3 separate regions of the Homo sapiens genome follow, and regions 1 and 2 are each linked to region 3. The links are chromatin contacts, found by Hi-C in ENCODE. All regions are on one chromosome and are shown on one strand. The core of a region is the stretch at or near the end of the contact, and the rest is flanking DNA. Distances in the headings are between cores, read along the strand shown.

Region 1 (3,133 bases), core at 114-2,613, 1.1 Mb after region 3:
TTTTTGTAAAAAGTAAAATATATTGAATGCCTAAAAAACTGATAGAAAAAAAAAAACCTCTGACATATGATTTCAACCCACTAAAAACATATACCTGGGCCAGGATGTTGGCTCACACCTATAATCCTAGCACTTTAGGAAGCCAAGGCGAGTGGATCACCTGAGGTCAGGAGTTCGAGACCAGCCTGGCCAACATGATGAAACCCCGTCTCTACTAAAAATACAAAAATTAACTGGGCATGTTGGTGGGAGCCTGTAATCCCAGCTACTTGGGAGGCTGAGACAAGAGAATCACTTGAACCCGGGAGGCAGCAGAGGTTGCAGTGAGCTGAGAACGTGCCACTGCACTCCAGCCTGGAGGATAGAGTGAGACTGTGTCTCAAAAAAAAAGTATATTTTATATATATATATATATATATATATATATATATGTATATTTTATATATGTATATTATATATGTATATTATATATGTATATTACATATATGTATATATTATATATGTGTGTGTATTACATATATGTATATATTATATATGTATATATATTACATATATGTATATATTATATATGTATATATATTACATATATGTATATATATTATATATATGTGTATATATATTACATATATGTATATATATTATATATATGTGTATATATATTACATATATGTATATATATTATATATATGTGTATATATACCTACTTCTGTTGCCCCTTAGAACCGGCTGTGCTCCAATAGCAAAACCTTACCAGGGCACATGGGATCCAGTCCTCTGAGAGCACAGGTTTGGAGCTTTCTGGGTGCTCTCACATTTTAAATTCCATCTGATTCGGGTTCAGTGACTCCTTTCTTTTGCCCTGCAGCCCTCTAGATGTGAAACAACTCATTTGTATTTGCTGAAAATGTAAATCCGTCTAAAGATTTGCAAGTGCCAGTCTGCTCTAGAAAGTAAAAAGGGCAGAAATGAAATAAGGAAGTGAGTTTTTCAGTTTGTATGTTTTCTTCTGAGCTTGGAGATTATTCCTGTCCATGAGTCTAATTCTTCTTATATAGAGACTCAGAACAAGAAGCTTGAAACAACTTTGTTCTCGTTCATTGTCAGAGCTTCATGGTGTGTTAGAAAGAGCCCAGGACCAGAAGTCACAAGATGTGGGTCCCATCATCAATTACTTATTTAACCTCTGCCAATCCCTTAACCTCTCTCTACTGGGGTTACTTTATCTGTGCAAGGAGGAGGTGGACCAGATGGCTGCTGTGATTCTGTGTAATAGCCCCCCTGGATGAAACAGGAAGTTACTCATAGGGAGATCATTAAGAAGCTTGGTGACTCAGCCTCAGGGGCAGCGGGGGAAGACGAGGTTCTCCAAAGTCCTAGTCAAGCATCAGAGCCACTAGACTGAGCTTCCTCTCAAGCGTCTATTTCCACATCGTCCTGGGAGCTTGCCCACCACTCCACATGCAGTCCCAGCTCTCCATAAATGCTGGCTGGGGAGGAAGTCCAGTGGAGCCAAAGCCCCTTCCTCTGCCCCAGCCTTCAGCTAAATACAGGATGTGGGAATCCAGCAGGCCATCTAATAGAAACCAGTAACTGGTCCCTGCTCATTAAGTACTTAGAGTGGACCCTGTTGCATTCAGGTCTCAAAGGCAGTATTTATTACCCACTTTTGTTTGCACTCCGTGGATAAGTGTTTCCCACCTCCTGTTTTCATACATGAAGATACTGAGGCCCAGAACAGGGAAGTGGAGGACCTGTGATCGCATTGGGAGTCACGGCAAGTCTAGGTCAGAAACTAAGAATCCACATCCAGTATCAGCCAGTCCCAACAACAGGGACAGACATAGTCTCAAGGAAGCCACTACTTGGTGGTTTCCTCTAAGTTTTGTTTCACGCAAGTCCAGATCATCCAGGCTGTTTTTTTTGTTGTTGCTCTTTTTTTTTTTTTGAAATGGAGTCTCACTGTGTTGCCCAGGCTGGAGTGCAGTGGTAAGATCTCGGCTCACTGCAACCTCCGTCTCCTGGGTACAAGCGATTCTCCTGCCTCAGCCTCCGGAGTAGTTAGGATTACAGGCGCGTGCCACTACACCTGGCTAATTTTTAGTAGAGATAGGATTTCACCATGTTGACAAGGCTGGTCTCGAGCTCCTGACCTCAAGTGATCCCCCAACCTTGGCCTCCCAAAGTGTTGGGATTACAAGCGTGAGCTACCATGCCTGGCCCAGGCTGTCCTTCATCACAGTTGTCGTTGTGTTTTAGTCTTTGGAGTATGGAAAGCATTGAGTATTGAAAGCTACTGAGTATTGAAGCATTGCTGTATAGAAAACTAGAGGAAGCCAGGACTCCAAGGATAGAAGGAAAGAATACTTGTTATCATTTACCGTATAAAAGGAAAGCCAGGCCATGGTGCAGGATGAAAAAGATTTGCTTTTTTACTTTCTACTTACAGTCATATTGTAGCTCATTTGTAAAAATCATTCCACTTGTAAAGTTAACCATCCATTAGTCAGTAAGAGCTGTTCCCACTAATTGGTGGACTCCTGGGGAAAGCAACATAGTTAGAGGTTAGAGTAATGGACCAGGTGCCCTTGACTTCTATTTCTGGTTCCTTCACTTACTTGCTGTGTGGCCTTAGGCAGTTTTCCTTAATTTCTCTGGGCCTTGTTTCACCCAAGAAGTAAATTTCCCACTTGATCTTCTTGAGGGATGCCAAAAGATCAAAGGAACGATGTTTGCAGGGCTTTTTAAAGATGCTTAAGTGACGTGCACTAGAAACCCCTTGATTTAATAGGTATGAATTAATACATTCTTTGATTATTGGTAGAACTAAGTATTTTAGCTTTTTAATTAGCTCCTTGGATATAATTGGCCATAGGCGTTACACAAATCCCTAAGGGAACCGGCCCAGTCATCCTGATGATCATTATGGGTGCCTGCTGTGTTTTTATGCGGAGAGGCAGAGTGTGTTGGCAGCTTTACATGGTGGTGGGTTATGACGGCTGCACTGAGCCAGCGCAAGCTCGGGAGGCTCCCCTGAGGTGGCGCAGACCATCGGGGCTGCCCCGAAACCAGCTCAGTCAGAGCCCACCTTACCCTGTTTACAAAGGGGAGGCAAGGTGGAGCATCTCCTGTTTGT
Region 2 (2,871 bases), core at 332-2,831, 1.7 Mb after region 3:
TTGAACTCCTGATGTCAAGTGATCCATCAGCCTTGGACTCCCAAAGGTGCTTTTTTTTTTTTTTGAGACGGAGTCTCTGTCACCCAGGCTGGAGTGCAATGGGGCGATCTTGGCTCACTGCAAGCTCCGCCTCCCGGGTTCACGCCATTCTCCTGCCTCAGCCTCCCGAGTAGCTGGGACTACAGGCGCCCGCCACCACGCCCGGCTAATTTTTTGTATTTTTAGTAGAGATGGGGTTTCACCGTATTAGCCAGGATGGTCTCGATCTCCTGACCTGGTGATCCGTCCGCCTTGGCCTCCCAAAGCGCTGGGATTACAGGCGTGAGCCACCGCGCCTGGCCGCTTTTTAAAAATTCATTCAACCAACATTTCCACGGATCCCTCATGTGCCACACACTGTGCTATCTACTGGGGAACCTATTGGACAGTAAGCTTCCTGAGCGTTAGGAGCAAACTGTCTCGTTCAAGTCTGTAACCGGCCTTGCCTTCCCCCAAAATGAAACTGTGCACCCTCCCTCGCCCTCAAATCCACGGCCACTGACAAGTACTGTGGTCCCATCTCCAAAACACTGCTCAAATCTGCCACTTCTCTCCAACTTCACTGCCAGAACCCTAGGCCAAGCCACCGTCAACCTTTAACCCAATGACTGTGTTAGCTTTCTATGTTGGTCTCTTTGTCCCCGTGCAATCTGTTCTGCATACGACAGCCACGGTAATCTTCCCTTTCCTTAGTAACCTTTAGGAACATAAATCAGATCATGGGGGTCCCTTCATTGAAATTCTTTAATGATTTTCCATTGCCCTTAGAAAAAATCTACAAAGCCTGCGAGGCAATGATTCATATTCTCTCTCTCTTTCCAAGCTTTCTACTCCCTCACATTTTCCACAATCCACCACGTCCAATTCTACCCACCCCGACACCCATAACGATGCTCCAGCCGGGCCAGCCCGCTTCCACCTTCTGGAACACACTAAGCTGCTTTGAGGTCTCAGGCTCTGTCGAAGAAAGCTCCCCCCAGGTCCTTCTCGCCCTTCGGTCTCCACTTACTCATCTTTCTGAGACTTTCTGGACCACCCTGAGTCGTCCACTGTCGTGCATTTGTTTACTACCTGCTCGTGCCTTTAAACTGTAAGCGCTGTGAAGGCAGCGGAAATGTGATCCGAGCCATGCACACCGTCCGCATTCAATAATCATTGGCAAATCATGAATACGAGAAACCAATGAATGAATGAATGAATGAATGAATAAAAGAAAGCCCAGGCGGCAGGCACTTGGCAAGCACTTAAAAGGCTGCGTTTAAAAGGAAGAACCCGATTCCTTAGTAGACGGCCAGCAACTCCCAGCCCCCGGCCCGGCCATGCCAGCTCCGAGCGGTCCCAAGCTGCCGCCAAATCCAGATCGCGCCCACCCGAGCTCCCGGGACCCCGCGCCTCTAGCCTCGGACCCCTTGCAACCCGCGCAGAGACGTGCGAGGCGGCCCCGGCCCCGCCGCCCGAGGGTCACACGCACGCCCGGGGCCCGCGCTCCTCACCCGATGCCGGGACGCCTTCTTCGTTCACAGCTGAACCCGCCAAAATTCCAACCGGATCCCGCCCCTGCCTTGACGTCAGACGCACGCGGCTGTGGGGCAGCACTGACTGGCTACGCCAGCGAATCCCGGCCCTGGCACAGAGCAATCGGATTGGTTTACGTCATTGGACGCCCTCTTTGTTGGGGGCAAGGGACCTTCCTGTCGGTAGAAGCCAGTCTCCTTTAGGTAAAATAGAGTGTCTGGCGCCCCCTGGTGCCGGGAAGTTTAAGTCATCCCACCCAGTATTTTCCCTGCGGTCCCATCCCACCTCAACTCCTGACGCTCTGGGACCGACTGTTCCTTTGTCAGCCTTATGTCCATTCGAAATGTTTGGGCTCAGGACCAAACAGATCCGGTCCACTTTTACCCTGTCTGACCTTGGGGAAGTGACTTATCTCTCTGAGTTTCCCCTTCACCATCTGTGCAGTGAGGGAAAGGGTAGATGACATCTTTTACACTGAAACCACCATTTCCCGAGTAATTCCTGTTCCATAGATTTTGGGACTTCTAAGGGGCGTCAGGGCTGAAGAGAACTTATCAGCAGACCATATCTTTCACAGATTTTTTTTTCAGTAAAATTCAGGCCTCTTTATGTATTTACATTCTAAAAAATAGTGTTTGTACATAATACTAAGAACATAGTTTCTAAATGCAGAATAACATTTAGCTTTTACATAATTTCAAGGGATTGATAGCAGAAGAGACTTTGATGGACCAAATGGCCACTTTAAGTCTTTCCCCCCTTTTCCTCCTTGCAGACACTGTTCAGGCACTGCAGTTCCCCCACTAATAATCCCTTTGGTATAAGATCCTATCTCTATCCACTACGTACTTTCATTTTCAGAACAATTAAAATCGACTTTAGGAAGACTGAAGATAAACAGTCCTGATGCCATCTACGTTGACTTTTTTCTGTGTCCTAATGGAATATTACTGCTCCATTTATGAGCTCAGCCCTATTACTTAAACCTATATTGGCTCAGGAATAGGAATACAACCATTTCTGAGAGCTGCTAGTGTTAAAAATTCATAGTAATGGAGGAACTCTAGTAATCAAATTGAAAAAGTATGTTTAAATGCGTACTTTTAAACATACGGCACTAAGGCCGGGCACGGTGGCTCACCCCTGTAATCCCAGCACTTTGGGAGGCCGAGGTGGGTGGATCACGAGGTTAGGAGTTCGAGACCAGCCTGGCCAACATGGTGAAACCCCATCTCTACTAAAAACACACACAACACAAAAATTAGCTGGGCGTAGTGGTGCGCGTCTGTAATCCCAGCTACTTGGGAGGCTGAGGCG
Region 3 (2,821 bases), core at 129-2,628:
TTGAATCAAAAGTAATAACAACCTTTCTACACACAAAACGAAGGCTATTATTACGTTACCTTTCCTACCTCTCTTCCTTCTTACCATTACCATTTCTTTTTTTTTTTTTTTTGGACACGGAGTCTTGCTCCGTGGCCCAGGCTGGAGTGCAGACTGCAGTGCCAGATCTCGGCTCACTGCAACTTCCGCCTCCCGGGTTCAAGCCATTCTCATGCCTCAGCCTCCTGAGCAGCTGGGATTACAGGCGTTCCCGGCTAATTTTTAGTATTTTTAGTAGAGGCGGGGTTTCACCATGTTAGCCAGGCTGGTCTAGAACTCCTAACCTCACGTGATCCGCCTGCCTCGGCTTCCCAAAGTGCTGGGATTACAGGCGTAAGCCACCGCGCTGGGCCCCTTTCTTCCCATTTCTACAAATGAAGTAGTATTATTCCCTTTGGCTTTTCCTAACAAGTCATTTGACATTTAAACGCGGGACTAGTGGCAACGGAGTTCATGATTATCGTTTCTTCTGCCTCCCCACTGATGAGAGAAAGGCCACAAGTCCTGTCAGGCTCTCACTTCCAGAAAGGCCACCTCTGTAGACCACGCACCATCAACTGGCTTCACAGCCAGGCAGCTTTGCGGGACCATCAGCCCCAGCTCGACTGCAGCCTCCCCGCCCCTCCGGGACCTAGACGTTCGGGCCCAGCTCAGCGCGTTCTGCGGCCCTGCTGTCCCAGAGACCACCGCCTCCAAGTACCTCGCGGCCACAACTTTCCCAGGACCTCCCACCCGCGGGAATCCTGAGGCCCTGACGTCAGCGAGACCCCTTCCGGCATCCAGAGGCCAGGACGTCCCCGTGACCTCCCCCAAAATGCTCGCAGCCCCGCCGTCCCCGGGACCCCCCGGGACACCCAGCGGCCCCGCTGTCTCCGGGACCCCCCCGGGCACCCTGCAGCTACGTCGTCCCTGGGACCCCTCCGGGCATCCCGCCGCCATGACGCCCTGGGACCCCGCGCGTCTACATCGCCGCGAGCCTCCGCCGCGGAGTAGACGACTTTCCGGAGGAATCGCCAGGCGCGAGGCCGGGCCTGCCCGGCCCTTCGCTCCGGAGTGTCCTCGCGGCAACGCCACTCCACGACATCCCTAGGCCGGCGACACGCCGCTCTCAAGCCTGTGGATGACCCAGCGCCAGAAAACCGGGTGGCCGTCATGAAGCCCTAGCCCAGCTCCGCAGCCCCTCACCTTATAGACGGCCACACAGGCTGAGGTGCAGCCCAGGTGAACTCCGATGGCCGCCATGAGGCAGCAGGGACGGCAGCGGCAGGAATGAGGGGGTCCCCCAACAGCAACAGCTACCGGCCGCCCAACGGCCCCATCAGGCACCGCGGAGCTTCACGTTCCCGCCAGCCCCCTGCGTCCGGTCGGCCGCTACAGCCTCCCGCGTCGCCGCCAATCAGCGTGAAGGTTCCGCCTTTCTTCACGCGCAGTCCGCGAGTAGCTTCAGCGCGTCTCTGCGCTCCGCGGAAACTGCACAGTGCGCACGCGCAACCGGGGAGGGACGGGAAAAGGCTCCTACACTCCGCCCCCTTCCTATCCCTTCCTTGAGAGCCAATGGAAACTCTGTGTTCAGTTGCGTCATTTGTCCTGGCAACTACTGGCAGATTCTTTCCAACCTCGAATTCTGCTCAGCTCGCTTTGGCAGCTTGGTGGGCGGTGGGCGCGGGTGGCGGAGGCGATTGAAGCTGCTGGCCCAGCATGTGGTGCGCGAGCCCAGTTGCTGTGGTGGCCTTTTGCGCCGGGCTTTTGGTCTCTCACCCGGTGCTGACGCAGGGCCAGGAGGCCGGGGGGCGGCCAGGGGCCGACTGTGAAGGTGAGCGGTGTGACAACTGCTTGCATGGCGGCGGCCCCGCGCTGCGGCGCAGCAGCTGTCGGCTTTGGCTTCTCCTGGCCCTGGCTATAAATAACATTCCGCCCAGGAAATGCAGGCCCTGTCCCTCGTTTTAGATCGCCCAAGCCCAGCTCGAGTAAAAAGCTCAAGCCGGGCCTGGTGGTAACGTGAGGCCACGTTGTGGTTTTGCTGTGAATATTAAACTTCAGCAGTAAAAGCTGGTGGGTTTGTATTTGGATTAGAGTTTGTGCAAAGAATGCTAGATTCAGATGATACTGGCGCCAGATTGATTCTGCTGCTTCCAACCAGCAAGATTTGCCTCCCCTTGCACAGAAGACGTCTTTCAAGTCCAAGCTAGTTGGTGACTCCCCAAAGGAAAACAAAACATGGCATTGAGTTGAGTAGCTTAAATCAGAGGACATAGCTAATATTTGTTAGGACTCTGTAGGTGAAAATTGCTTTGCAAAGGAGTACACTGACTCCTTGGGAAAGAGAGGAATACAAAAGAGTGGTTCCTTTTTGTTCACGGTATCTCAGCTGTGAACTCGCAGTCAGAATACGTGAGTCTGTATCCCACCAAGTCCCCTAGCTCTGAGACTTTGGTTTTTGCAAAATCAGCGTACTTCACTTTAGAGATCTGTTAGCAAAGGCAAAGAAGGTAAGTGGCTATGCTAGCCCCTTCCTTCTGGACTCCTGTAGCGCTCACTCCATGTTTTACTGAAAATAATTAGTTTAAATGTATATGCCCTCAGCTGGAAAATATATCCCTAGTGAACAGGAAATTGTAGGTTCATCATATATGTTGAGTGAATGGATGGGTATAGTCGTACTAAAGTTGTGTTTTTGTTTGTTTTGTTGTTTTGTTTTTTGTTTTTGTTTTTGTTTTGAGACAGTCTCACTGTGTTGCCCAGGCCGGAGTACAGTGGCACAATCTTGGCTCACTGCAGCCTC

Evidence for each region. Hi-C counts contacts between places; a loop is a spot of excess contacts on that map. Pooled maps may share reads with other maps.
Region 1: a pooled map shows a loop between it and region 3 (4-fold over the local background). The contact joins the enhancer-like site here to the promoter of MSANTD7 in region 3. A Hi-C loop is called at or near these places in 2 of 50 pooled maps.
Region 2: a pooled map shows a loop between it and region 3 (14-fold over the local background). The contact joins the promoter of MCM10 here to the promoter of MSANTD7 in region 3. A Hi-C loop is called at or near these places in 2 of 37 single-sample maps with no recorded cell type and 8 of 50 pooled maps.

The regions. Positions count from the first base shown.
Region 1 is chr10:13,711,326-13,714,458 of GRCh38, reverse strand. The region is part of intron 12 of FRMD4A (FERM domain containing 4A); the gene reads left to right. It overlaps LOC105376426 (a long non-coding RNA gene), which reads right to left. Exons shown (of 4, transcript XR_001747371.2): 2 at 2,445-2,537. Among named protein-coding and RNA genes, the nearest start is that of PRPF18, 130 kb to the right of the region's middle. RefSeq lists enhancers at 1,024-1,888, 1,889-2,755. Within about 2 kb of position 1,363, at least 13 of the 41 ENCODE cell types and tissues checked have a DNase peak (open chromatin) inside an H3K27ac peak, as active enhancers do.
Region 2 is chr10:13,160,268-13,163,138 of GRCh38, reverse strand. It overlaps MCM10 (minichromosome maintenance 10 replication initiation factor), which reads right to left and starts at 1,581. Exons shown (of 20, transcript NM_018518.5): 1 at 1,533-1,581. RefSeq lists silencers at 1,317-1,496, 1,519-1,832.
Region 3 is chr10:14,836,863-14,839,683 of GRCh38, reverse strand. MSANTD7 (Myb/SANT DNA binding domain containing 7) reads right to left here and starts at 1,378. Exons shown (of 5, transcript NM_001378785.1): 1 at 1,225-1,378. It overlaps CDNF (cerebral dopamine neurotrophic factor), which reads left to right and starts at 1,647. Exons shown (of 4, transcript NM_001029954.3): 1 at 1,647-1,852. The coding sequence starts at 1,738. HSPA14 (heat shock protein family A (Hsp70) member 14) reads right to left here and starts at 1,378. Exons shown (of 14, transcript NM_016299.4): 1 at 1,225-1,378. The coding sequence starts at 1,281. RefSeq lists an enhancer at 1,095-1,334 and a silencer at 1,485-1,594.